2 separate regions of the Homo sapiens genome follow, and region 1 is linked to region 2. A link is a contact called in ENCODE Hi-C or POLR2A ChIA-PET data. All regions are on one chromosome and are shown on one strand. Each heading gives the region's core, a stretch centred on a gene start or an enhancer-like site at or near the end of the contact. The rest is flanking DNA. Distances are from core to core; before and after follow the strand shown. Region 1 overlaps KCTD21-AS1 (KCTD21 antisense RNA 1). Region 2 holds the start of NARS2 (asparaginyl-tRNA synthetase 2, mitochondrial).

Evidence for each region. Hi-C counts contacts between places; a loop is a spot of excess contacts on that map. ChIA-PET counts read pairs that join two places held with the same protein, here RNA polymerase II (POLR2A). Pooled maps may share reads with other maps.
Region 1: a loop to region 2 is called in a map of Right ventricle myocardium inferior, with 3 times the contacts of the local background. The contact joins the enhancer-like site here to the promoter of NARS2 in region 2. A Hi-C loop is called at or near these places in 11 of 168 maps with a recorded cell type or tissue (IMR-90, Right ventricle myocardium inferior, Right ventricle myocardium superior and 8 more) and 6 of 50 pooled maps. POLR2A ChIA-PET finds 5 or more read pairs at or near these places in 2 of 52 experiments (PC-3 and endothelial cell of umbilical vein).

What each region holds. Positions count from the first base shown.
Region 1 is chr11:78,165,440-78,171,498 of GRCh38, reverse strand. The region is part of intron 2 of KCTD21-AS1 (KCTD21 antisense RNA 1); the gene reads right to left. KCTD21 (potassium channel tetramerization domain containing 21) reads left to right here. Exons shown (of 2, transcript NM_001029859.3): 2 at 1-250. Among named protein-coding and RNA genes, the nearest start is that of KCTD21, 20 kb to the left of the region's middle. Within about 2 kb of position 2,203, at least 22 of the 41 ENCODE cell types and tissues checked have a DNase peak (open chromatin) inside an H3K27ac peak, as active enhancers do; they include IMR-90, ascending aorta, endothelial cell of umbilical vein and 5 more, where a contact is called at or near this core.
Region 2 is chr11:78,572,354-78,578,636 of GRCh38, reverse strand. NARS2 (asparaginyl-tRNA synthetase 2, mitochondrial) reads left to right here and starts at 3,773. Exons shown (of 14, transcript NM_024678.6): 1 at 3,773-4,289. The coding sequence starts at 4,149. RefSeq lists enhancers at 3,478-3,617, 4,278-4,387.

The DNA.
Region 1 (6,059 bases), core at 954-3,453, 410 kb after region 2:
TCCATAAAACTGTCCATCTTTTCGGTGCTCCCTAATCCAAGCAGCTTGACTTTAGAGAAGTTGCAGAAGCAGTGAAGCCACTAACATGCTGTGTGACTTTATGCAAGTCACTCACCTCACTGAGCCACCTCCATTTCTTCATCTGTGAAATAGGCATAACAGTAATACATAACCCTACCTACCTCACAGGGCTGTTGTGAGGATCAAATGAAATAATGTAACGTGAGAATACAGTATAAATGATAAAGGATTGTTATTCTTTTGTGTCTGCTTGTAACGGGGAAAAACACTGGTCTTGAGTCACAGTGACTTGGGTTTGAATCCAGAGCTCCAAGCCTCTGTAACCTTGGACAAGTCATTGAACTTCTCTGATTTGTTTGCTCATCAGGTAACAACCCCTTCCTCCCGGGGTTATGCAACTTAAACGAGTTGGTGTCTGTGAAAATCCTGAGCTGGGCCTGGCACCCAAGAGCTCAGTGCTCTTGCAGGAGGTAGTCATGGTGGACTCTGGTGGGGGACTAGGAGTCCCAGGAGAGTGGAGTTTAACAAGCCCTTACAGAGCATTTGCTGCGTGGGCCCTGAGGATGTGAACAGCCACGAGTAAGCTAAGTTCAGCCTGGAGAAAGTTTAGAGCTTCACACAACGTGCTTTGGGAACTCAGGGAAAGGGCTCAGTTCTCAGAAGGAGCCTTGTGGATGGCCAAGGTGGGCCTCTGAGGGTAGGTCAGGCTTGACAGAATAAGCAAGAGAGTGCCGTGGGCACAGGGAACAGCAAGAGCAGAGCTGGCAACCAGGCAGGAAGGGCAAGCAAGGGAGGGTATGCGTTCACACCACAGCTGCACAAGGGGAAGGGGGGCACGCAGTGCATCTCGTTGCCTGCGTCCAGGTTAGGTGAACTCAGCCTTCTGCTTGGCAAAAGCATGAGAAAGACGGAGAACAAACGTTCAGCAGTGATGGCAGCACCATCGACAGACGGGTGAGTCTGAGTGCGAACTGTGAGCAGGGATGTGCTGCTTGTGAGCCCTTCATTGCCCTGGGTGAGACCTTGTGGTGATCTCACCTGGACCCAGTTTAGCCTTTTATCCCGCCAAGGGCTCCATCCCAGCTGAAGGAGCAACGCCGGGAACACAACACTCGTCAGCTCTCAGTTCCTGCCCTAGGTGTGGTCCCCTGCATGCAGAGGGACAGAATGGGTGCTTGAGGGAACCCTAAGCACCCACCTTGGTGTGACTCCTTCATGAGGCCCACCACCAAACAGGGACCCTGCATGCTTGAAGGCCAGCAGCAGGCACCACTCTGACCTCATGCCCTCAGCACCTCCAAAAGCCCTCCACCCTCTTAAGAAGGGCCTAGCCTCATGACCCTGGTCTGCCTTTGGGCCAGATCTCCCTGTGCAGGGGTGGCCAAGGTCCCCACTTGCCCACACCTCAGAATTTGCAGCCTAGGACGCAGCCACTCTTTTGTAAACTGCACCCTAAATCACACAGCATTTGTGTAACCACCCATTCACCCCAAACTTCCAGCTTCCTTTTACAAATTACTCTTAAAACAGTCTGACTTTGGGAGGCCGAGGTGCGCGGATCACGAGGTCAAGAGATCAAGACCATCCTAGCAAACATGGTGAAACCCCGTCTCTACTAAAAATACAAAAATTAGGCATGGTGGCACATGCCTGTAGTCCCAGCAACTTGGGAGGCTGAGATAGGAGAATAGCTTGAACCTGGGAGGCGGAGGTTGCCGTGAGCCCAGATTGCACCACTGCACTTCAGCCTGGCAACAGAGTGAGACTCCGTCTCAAAAAAACAAACAACAACAACAACAAAATAGTCATCAGGCTAGGTGTAGTCGCTCAGACCTGTAATCCCAGCATTTTGGGAGGCCAGGGTAGGCGGATCACTTTAGGTCAGGAGTTCGAGACCAGCCTGATGAACATAGTGAAACCCTGTCTCTACTAAAAATACAAAAATAAGCCAGGCATAGGGGTGCGTGCCTGTAATCCCAGCTACTCGGGAGGCTGAGGTACAAGAATTGCTTGAACCTAGGAAGCAGAGATTGCAGTGAGTCAAGATCACACCACTTCACTCCAGCCTGGGCGACAGAGCAAGAATGTCTAAAGAAAATAATCTTTAAAAAAAATCCGTCTGTCATCAGTGGGGGCTTAGCCAAGGTCAGTCCTGGGCCAATTTCTTGGCCCAAGAAATTTCAGCCTATCCCTTTCCTGAATTGCAGTCTCTCCAAACTGACTGCCTACGTCTGCCTGTGTCCCAGGGGGCTCTGGGCTGATGGGGGTGGCTGGCTGGGAAACGTGGCCTGTGATCAGCTCCAGGAGCAAAACAACCCTGATAACAGGCCCATCAAAGGGAGGGACGAGAGTCTGGCAGCTCTGTCTGCCCAGACAGCCTGGTGACCTCAGTCTCCTTCAGAACCTTCGGGACAGTGTGGCACCAACCGAGCTGTGGAAACAGTCCAGTGACACACTCGCCCCAGTCTGGGGCACAGGGACCAACGGGGGCTCACCAAGCAACCCATGGCACCCAGGACCCCACCCGACACAAGGGACAGCAAAACAAGCTTTGAGGCGGGGCTGTCTGGCTCTGAGGCGCATGAAGAAGTGCACGCTCAGCCTGCTCTATCTGACCCCTCCCCACTTGTTTTCCTAGTCCCGTTTCCTGCCAACTTCCCTGCCACTCCCACCGCCCCACCACCAAAACACAGGGCATTTCACAGCCTTTGTCAACATTTCCCGGTTAGCTGGCAGCCCCAGAGTGTTCTAGCCTATTTGCTTCCTTACGCCAAGTCCCTCTCCAAAGCCTGGGTTCCCCTTTACCAAAGAGTTGGGCAAAGGCCTTGTTGAGCCACATTTGAAATCCCTAGGGATCCTATCAGCTAAAGAGCAAAGGTTAATGTGTTATGACATGGATACCCTTCCCCAGCCCTAATTAGTTCACTTTATACATCCTATGTTGGATTTGCTTACTCTACACCTTTTCGCTTGACACCTTGTATTAAGTTGCCAAGTGCCTTCACATCCACAGTTTCCTTTCACAGAACCACAGGATACGTCTTGCCATCCCACACTTGTCTGGGCCTCCCTTTACCACTCTGTCTTCACAGCTCATCCTTCAATACTGTGTAAGCCCCGCCTCCTTAGCTCCACGCAATAAAGTCAGTCCCAGCCCCTGCTGTGCCACCCTATACCTGGTGAGCACTTTCGTCATCACACCGCACTTGTTCACAGCTAGTGCTGTACTGGTAAACAAAGCCCTGATCTGTAGTGTGGGCCAATTTCCCACTAAATACCGTCACCATCGTCAGTTTCAAAGAAATACTGCCAGCCAGGTGCAGTGGCTCACGCCTGTAATCCCAGCACTTTGGGAGGCCAAGGCAGGCGGATCACCTGAGGTCAAAAGTTCAAGACCAGCCTGACCAACATGGAGAAACCCTGTCTCTACTAAAAATACAAAAAAAAAAAAAAAAAAAAGCCGGGTGTGGTGCCACATGCCTGTAATCCCAGCTACTCGGGAGGCTGAGGCAGGAGAATCACTTGAACCTGGGAGGTGGAGGTTGCAGTGAGCCGAGATCATGCCATTGCACCCCAACCTGGGCAACAAGAGCAAAACTCCGTCTCAAAAAATAAATAAATAAAATAAAATAACTACTGTCACCATGGTCAGTTTCAAGCCACTAATGGGATGTCACCATCAAGCTGGAAGACAGGCACACAAGAGGCTCTGGAGAGCCAGGGTGAGGAACTCCAGCCCCCCACCATCTTTCTGGCTGATCCACATGCTGGTAAGGGCAGGGGCTCTGTCGTGCCATACTAGGGACTGGCCCCTAGCATCTTCTCCTGCCCCTTCATCTTGTGACACTAACCTGTGAACATAATGCTTACAGATGGAGCAGTCCTGTGATTTCCGTATTTTCCAGTGTGAACTGCTGGACTGTATAAGCACTGCTGGGCATAAAATGACCAGCAAAGTGGAGTCACTCAGATGGCATGTCACACCACTGACATGCCCATGAATGTAGATGGAAAGCTTTTGTGAGGGGGAGGCTCACTCCCCTGAGACATAGTGCTTACCACCTTCTTAGAAGACAAGCCAGGTTAGACAAACCGAGCCACCCTGCCCCCAAACCCCAGCCCCACCATTCCTGAGCAGAGAGAGGCTCTCCATGACAGCCCCATGTCCTGACCTAAGCCAAGCTAAGACAGTATAGAGAAGACAAGAGACTGGGTCACCAAGACCCCCTGGGCCTCACATGTCCAGGCATATTCCCTCTGCTGCCTTCTTGTATCCGTTAACAAGCTGACCCACGTCACATAGCAAAGGGGGACCTCTCTCCTAAGTTAGCTGACCAGGCTGAGTTTGTAACCATAAAAATAAGAAACTAACCATTTATGTCCTTGAGTGCTGTCTCCCAAGGTTGCTAAAAGCAGGCCTCTGGCATTCCTGATAAGAACCAGACCACATGCAGTTGGCTGAAGACAAGATGGACTCCAGCACTGACCTTTCACCAAGTTTTCCTTATAATAATCACATCGTAATACTAAAAATCACACCCAGGGCTGGAGATTTAACGCACTAATGAGACATATGATGCATGAGAAACACATAGTCAAACTGCGCAGGTGCTAAAAGTTCCCCATCCCTACATGCCTACATGTCACTCCTTTTTCTCGCCTCAGCTTCCTTAAAATGACAAGAGCCAAGTCCTTCCAGGAGCTAGCACCAGGATCCCTTTCCCATACAATGCTCCCGCGCAGTTGCTCCAGACGCAAGCCTATGAAACCTTGCCTGAGTAAAAGTTCTGTTTGGCCTGGTGTTAATTTCTTTCTTTTCTTTTTTTGTGAGGGGGGTGGGGGACGGAGTCTTACTCTGTCGCCCAGCTGGAGTGCACTGGCATGATCTCAATTCACTGCAACCTCCACCTCCCGGGTTCAGGCGATTCTCCTGCCTCAGCCTCCAGAGTAGCTGGGACTACAGTCACGTGCCACCATGCCCAGCTAATGTTTGCATTTTTAGTAGAGACGGGGTTTCACCATGTTGGCCAGGATGGTCTCGATCTCTTGACCTCATGATCTGCCCGCCTCGGCCTCCCAAAGTGCTGATATTACAGGCGTGAGCCACCGCACCCAGCCAGGGTTCATTTCTATTTACATGAGAGCCAAAAACTACAGGTCCAAGCTGGGATAACAAAGCCACTCCCGCTGCTTAGAGTACCCCACTGATAATAGGAGTTAAGAAGAAATCACTTAGGCAGATAGTAAGGATATGGGAGTCCTCGGTAAGGCTTTTCTTTTTAATGAAAAGCAGCCCAAAATCATTTTCTACCAAACAGCAACCTATAAAGTCAAGCTGCAGATACAGACAAACAAGCTGGGAGCTTGCATGGCTGAATGTCAGCAGGAACTAGGGACTAGGGAGGGACTAGACATGTTCAAGATGGGGGCTCCATCATCCCTTCTTTGCCAGCCACGTGTACAGTAAGGAGCAGACAAGATGGCACCAGCCAAGGAGAGTTCATTTGCATCATAGGATTAGGGTGGGGCAACAAGCCTTCCTTGCGCTATGTAAATATCACACCTGATCAAAACAATCTGTGATCCCTACATAAATCAGACACCACCTCCTCAAGCTGGACTATAAAGTCTGGTGCATCCACCACCAGCCAGTCTTTTCCACTCAGAGACCCCTCTCTCTCTATAGAAAAAGCTGTTTCTCTTTCTCTTCTGCCTATTAAAACTCCGCTCCTAAACTCCTCGTGTGTGCCCATGTCCTAAATTTTCCTGGCGCAAGGAGACGCACCCCAGGGTATATACCCTATACAATGTAGCTACTTCACCACAGTGGTCACCCTTCCCACCTGCCCTCTCCCTAGCCCTCCCCCCAGGGGTCTTCCAGTGCCCACAGGTTGGCATCTCCTTGGGTCTGAGAAACAAGAGCTCATCACATGTTCTGTTTACAGACTGAATGCTTGTGTCCCTATAATACCCCTAAGTTGAAACCTAACCCCAGTGTGATATTTGGAGGGATAGGCTTTGAGAGGTAGTTAGGTCGT
Region 2 (6,283 bases), core at 2,524-5,023:
GTTCTGGGATTACAGGCATGAGCCACCGCATCTGGCCGATGCCTGTCTAATTTTTGTATTTTTAGTAGAGATGGGGTTTCGCCATGTTGGCCAGGCTGGTCTTGAACTCCTGGCCTCAAGTGATCTGCATGCCTCGGCCTCCCAAAGTGCTGGGATTACAGGCATGAGCCACTGCGCCCAGCCAATTTTAACTTTTTGTCATAGACTTATGTATATTTTATGATAGTAAATGATAAAATAGACTAGTAACTACATGTATCTTGTGAATTCATGACCTTTTTATTAAATGCTTTGATATTTCTAGGCTACACAGGTCATTAGTAAGTTTTCTGAAATTGTCACAAATCTCCAAGAAATTTTCCAATATATTTATTGAAAAAAATTCACATACAAGTGGACCGGCACAACTGAAACCCATGTTGTTCAAGGGTCAACTATATATTCATATTAAAAACATCATTTGCACTCCTGTCTGGAAGGTGATGAATCTAAAAGGGAAGGTGTCAAGCCAACACTGAAAACAAAAATAAACAAGAAGATGATGTGATTTGATATAGCACAAGATACAGGGGATGGTTTGAACTGAGCACCAGAAGCGTAAGTTGTATAGTAAACTTTTTCTCTTGTCTTCAACATACTGGGGCAGTGGTCCCCTGCTAAGAACATAATTAACCTTTTGGCTTAAACAAGTAGTGAGAGGGTAAAGGAAGGCAGGAGCCTCACTCCCTGGGACTCAGACTCCAGTTCTTAAGCTGCACATTGTTCCCTGGAGTAGGGGAGTTGGGAGAGAAAGAAGGTGCCTTAGCCCATTTTATGTTGCTGTAAAGGAATACCTGACACTGGGCAATTTATAAAGAAAAGAGGTTTATTTAGCTCATGGTTCTACACGATGAGAAGTTCAAGGGCATGGCCCTGGCTTCTGGTGAGGGCTTTCGTGCTGCATCACAACGTGGTGAAGAAGGTCAAAGGGGAAGTGGACATGTGCAAAAAGGGGAACCCCTGAGGGGCATCCTGGCCTTATAACAACCTACTGTGGTGGAAACAAGCCCATTCTTGCAAGAACTCATGCAGTCCACGGAAACAGCACCAAGCCACTCATGAGGGATCTGCTCCCATACACCAGACCACTTCCATTAGGCCTCATCTCCCAACACCACCACATCAGGGATTAAATTTCAACATGAGTTTTTGTGGGGACAAACAAATCATATCCAAGCCATAGCAGAAGGCAAGACAGAAAAATGGCATGAGTAAGAAATGAGCCAACTGGTTACTACTTTTGATCACTTGGACAGGGTAGGCATAGGCAAAGAAAAGATTTTCACTGGGATAAACATCATTGTTATGTACCCCAGACTGTCTTGTTCCCCAGATTTTGAACGAGCGAACTTTTTTTCCCTTAAAAGTCCATAGCTGCATAATTCTGAAGGCATTGGCTGCAAGTTTCCATTTTTCCTTTCTCAAGGTTCAAGAAGTGCCCAAGTATTTTTTTCTTTTCTTTTCTTTTCTTTTTCTTTTTTTTTTTGAGACAGAGTCTCACTCAGTTGCTGAGGCTGGAGTGCAGTGACGTGATCTCAGCTTACCGCAACCTCTGCCTCCCAGGTTCAGGCAATTCTCCTGCGTCAGCCTCCCGAGTAGCTGGGACTACAGGCACATGCTGCCACATCCAGCTAATTTTTTATATTTTAGTAGAGATAGGGTTTCACCATGTTGCCCAGGCTGAGCTCAGGCAGTCTGCCCACCTTGGCCTCCCAAAGTGCTAGGATTACAGGCGTGAGCCACTGCGCCTGGCCTATATATTTTTTTTGATCGATAAGAAGTGTATTCATTTATTTGCACAGTTCTGCAGGCTGTGCAAGAAGCATCGCACCAGAATCTGCTTCCACTCAAAGTAAATAATGTCAAGGTTTGTTGTCATTCAGCCATTCAGGAAGGCAAAGGGGAGCAAACATCACATGGCAAAAGAGGAAGGAAGAGAGAGGGAGGGGGGTGCCAGGCTCTTTTCAACAATCAGCTTTGCAAAAACTAATGGACTGAGAATTCACTCCTGCAAGGGTGGCACCAAGGCCTTCATGATCCAAACACTTCTCACTAGGTTCCACCTCCAACATCAAGTATTTTCAGATGAGATATTTTCTAGCCTGTCTTAAGAATGATTTTACAATTTTTCCAGGCCATTTGCCCTCCTGGCAACCTTCCGTGTTCACCTTCTGGCAGGAAATTTTCTTACATGCCTACCTGGCAAAATATTGATCCACTTCAAAAATTCAGCTTAATTTTCTCCTTCTCTAGACTATATTATATTTTATCCAACATATTTTATATTATAAGTATATAATATATAATATATCCAATATAATTTAATTATATATTATAATTTATAATTATAATTTTATTATATTTATAATTTTAATTTATTAAAAGAACCAGGGAACACATTTATATTATATAAAATATAAAATTGTGATACATGTATATATTATAATTGTATTATATTTTATCCAATATAATATTTGGATAAAATATCAAAAATAATTTTTTGGATAAATTTAAGAGGTAGCCTAATATATAAGGGTGACTTTTCAGTCCAAACAAATGCAGACAACTCATACATCTATGTGTGCACTTACTGGTTTATATTTCAGTAGTCTCTTTTCTTGCTTGTCTCCATCTCTAAAGCATGAGCTCCTTGATGGAACAGATCACCTTGGGACACTATGTAATACAGCATACTGCTTAAGTGCATAGAGCCAGCACTTCTGGGTTTAAATCTCACACTTAGGGAATGTGTATCCTTAAGTAGGTCATCTAGCCTTTCTGTGCGTAAGTTCTCTCATTTGTAAAATGGGTATAATAATAGTAGCAACTTTAAGTAAGGTAAAAGTGAGAGAGAGAGAGTGAGAGTGAGAGGGAGCGGGAGAGAGACAGCGAGGGCGAGCGCTGGTCTTGAACTCCTGGGCTGAAGCAATCCTCCTGCTTCTGCCTCCCTAAGAGTTGGGATTACAGGCGTGAGCCACCGCACTTGGCCAAACGTTTTACTTTTTAAATTAGATTAAAAACCTTTTAATGACCGTCATTGAGTTACAGAATTTTTTTTTTAATAAAACGTAGCCTAATATATAAAAGGGTCATTGTTTCCAGGTCAAACAAATGCAGATAGCTGTGTTGGAGGGCAGAGGGAAGAGGGAGACTTGGAGGATTCTGGCAGGAAACACTCGAGTTTCCTCCAGTCTCTGCAACATCTTCCCACCGTCTTGCCTGCCATATGCAAGGTCCCTCCAGTTCCTTTTATTTACCTGTCAGAGGACTACTTTCTCCAGGAAGCCATCTCTGGCGTCCCACGCTTAGGCTCTGTCAGGCAAACTGATCGCCCTTTTATGCAACTGTCTGTTTAGCTGTCTGATACCACACAACTGTGACTTGCGCATTGGGGCTATGTCTGATTTTTCTCTGCGGAGTACTCAGGAAAGGAACGACTGATCTCTTCAAGCGAATCCTGTTAACAGCTAAGAGCCTCCTCTTACTTGGATCCCTATTGTTGACTGATGGAGACGGTTTCCCTCTCCATCAGTCACTCCTTGCCTCTCAGTTTCTCAGCCTCACCTGGAAACTTTAGAAATGAAGACCCTCAGATGTGCTCCCACGTTCTTTCAGCGATAATCTCTACAACCTTAGGGCATTAGCTCCGCCCCGTCTCGGCTCCTGACCCCGCCCCCTCCCGCACGCCTCCCTAAGCCTGGGTCACAAGTACGCATGCTCTCCCTTCTTCCCCGTAGCGTGATGACGTAAGCGGCGTTGGCGTGGTGTGGTAGGAGTGGTTGCGCGTGTTGCGGCCCGGGTTCTGTTCGTAGGTTTACAATTGTCGCGGGTAGTGGGGCGCCCCAGCTGCCAACTGCACGTGGTTTCTTTCTGGCGTTTGCCTAGTGTCCTGTCCATTCCGCCCCGTTGGGAAGTGGGAAGCGGAGAGGTTCTGTGGGGACAGAGCTGGGAGTCCTGAAGGAGAAAGCGCGCAGCCGAGGGGCTCTGGAGTGCCTTAGAGCAGAGCTGCGGCCGCGGAAGGGGAGCAGCTGAGAAAGGAGGGCCGCTGCAGGCGGGGTTCGAACCGTGGGGTCTGGGCTGCTCCCGCGGAGGGCCTGGGCGGACGCGGGATGCTGGGGGTCCGCTGCCTGCTGCGGTCCGTGCGCTTCTGTTCCTCCGCCCCCTTCCCCAAGCACAAACCTTCAGCCAAACTGAGCGTGCGGGACGCTCTCGGGGCTCAGAACGCGAGTGGGGAGCGCATTAAGATCCAGGTTGGTGAATGGGAAGGGAGTGGGTTTTTTCTTGTAGGGACTTTTATATGGCACATCCACATCTAGCTTTTCTTTTACAGTCGGGTCAGACACAACCGCCAGCAGGGAAAAGTTAGAAAGTGTAGGCGTCGCGGGTTTGCACTTTTCTGATTTCCATTACTTTTCACAAAACTGTTCCGATAACTGTAAAGCGCTGGAACTTTGCTTTCATGATTCCAGGGTATTACCTGTAAACTTGTTAATCATACCAAAAGTGTAAATGAACAAGCCCCCTTTCTCTATCTTTATCCCTTATAATGAATATCCAGGTTTATAAAGTGGTTGTCTTGACCTCCCTCCTTGAGAGCAGAAACCGTGTCTTACCTGCCTTTGTATTCACACATGGCTGACAGCAAATACTTGTTCAAACCATGCCTTTTAAACTTTTAGCGACCTCAGTGCCTATTGTGGGGGTCTGCATGTAATTTATTTTTAATGAATTCGGAGAAAGACTGGAATGTAGCAGTTTGAAAGAGCTCTGGAGTTAAGCTGCTTAGGTTTAAATCTCTGCATAGCGTTTATGCGTTCTACACCTTATTTTCCTCTTATGGAAAGAGATAATAATTGTCCCTGAGTCCTGAAAATTAAATGAGGTAATGGAAGTAAGATATTTAGAACAGTGGCTCATAGTCTACAAATGTTAGCTGCTATTGTTTCTCTTGCTGATTATATTATTTGCAGCAGCTCCACATAGAAGAGGTGCAGAATAAACAAGGTGTTTGACTGTTTCTTATTAGGTTGCTGAAGTACACTGATGTGGTTATTTATTTTTTGAGACAGGGTCTAGCTCTGTCACCCAGACTGGAGCGCAGTGATGTGATCTCAGATGACTACAACCTCCATCTCCCAGGCTCAAGCAATCCTCCTGCCTCGGCCTCCAGAGTAGCTGAAACTATAGGCATGCACCACCACACTCTATAATTTTTTAAGTTTTTTGTGAAGATGAGTCTCACTGTATTGCCCAGGCTGGTCTCAAACTCCTGGACTCAAGCAGTCCTCCTCCTTCGGCATCCCAAAATGCTGGGATTACAGGCATAAGCCTGGTAGATGTTGTTATAATAAATACTTATTTTTTGAGTAGGTTCTTGCTTTGTCACCCATGATTGTACTGACACAGTCATGGCTTGCCGTTGCAGTGATTTCTGTTGTCCTCACATATCCTTTACTTTTTAGCGGTATGACCAATCTGCTCCTCTTTGAGTTCCATATTCTTTCCATAGGTCTGTTGGTCTATTGATTGGGTATACATTAATGATACTTTGTGTGCTAGTCAAGAGAAAATTCAAAGATGAAAAGAGAACCTGCTGCCCAGGTTAGAGGATTTCAGTTTAGTCCTGTGAGGTCTGATATGGTAGCTACCAGCCACTTTTGGCTCTGAGCACTTGAACTTTGTCTGGTCCAAATTGAGATGTGCTATAAGTGTAAAATACATACCAATTTTGAAGAACCAAAAAGAATGCAAAATATCTCAATATGTTTTTATATTGATTATATGTTGATAATATTTGGGGCATAATAGGTTAAAGTGAAATATTTCATCTATTTTTATGTTTAACGTGGCCACAAAAAGAAATTTTAAATTAAACATGTGACTCACATTATGTTTCTGTTGGACAGCCCTGCTCCAATGGTTAAAACAAATAATTTTAGCAATAGGATAGTTGGTAGTAAGGTAAGTAAAGAACTATAAGAAAACAGGAAGTTACGTAACTGAGAAGGTTAAGGAAGATATCTTGCATGAGGTGATATTTCAGCCAAGTCCTGAAAGATGTGTTCCCTAGGCAGAGGAGCTGGGGATGGGGCAGAATTATAATAGCATCCCAGAAAAGCTCGTTGATAAGAACATGAACTTTGAAGTAAGAAATTCCTTTTGAATCTCAACTCTACTAATCGGTGACTATGTCCTGGACTATTTAGAGAGGTTATCGTGACATCTCTAAATAATGTTTCATCAG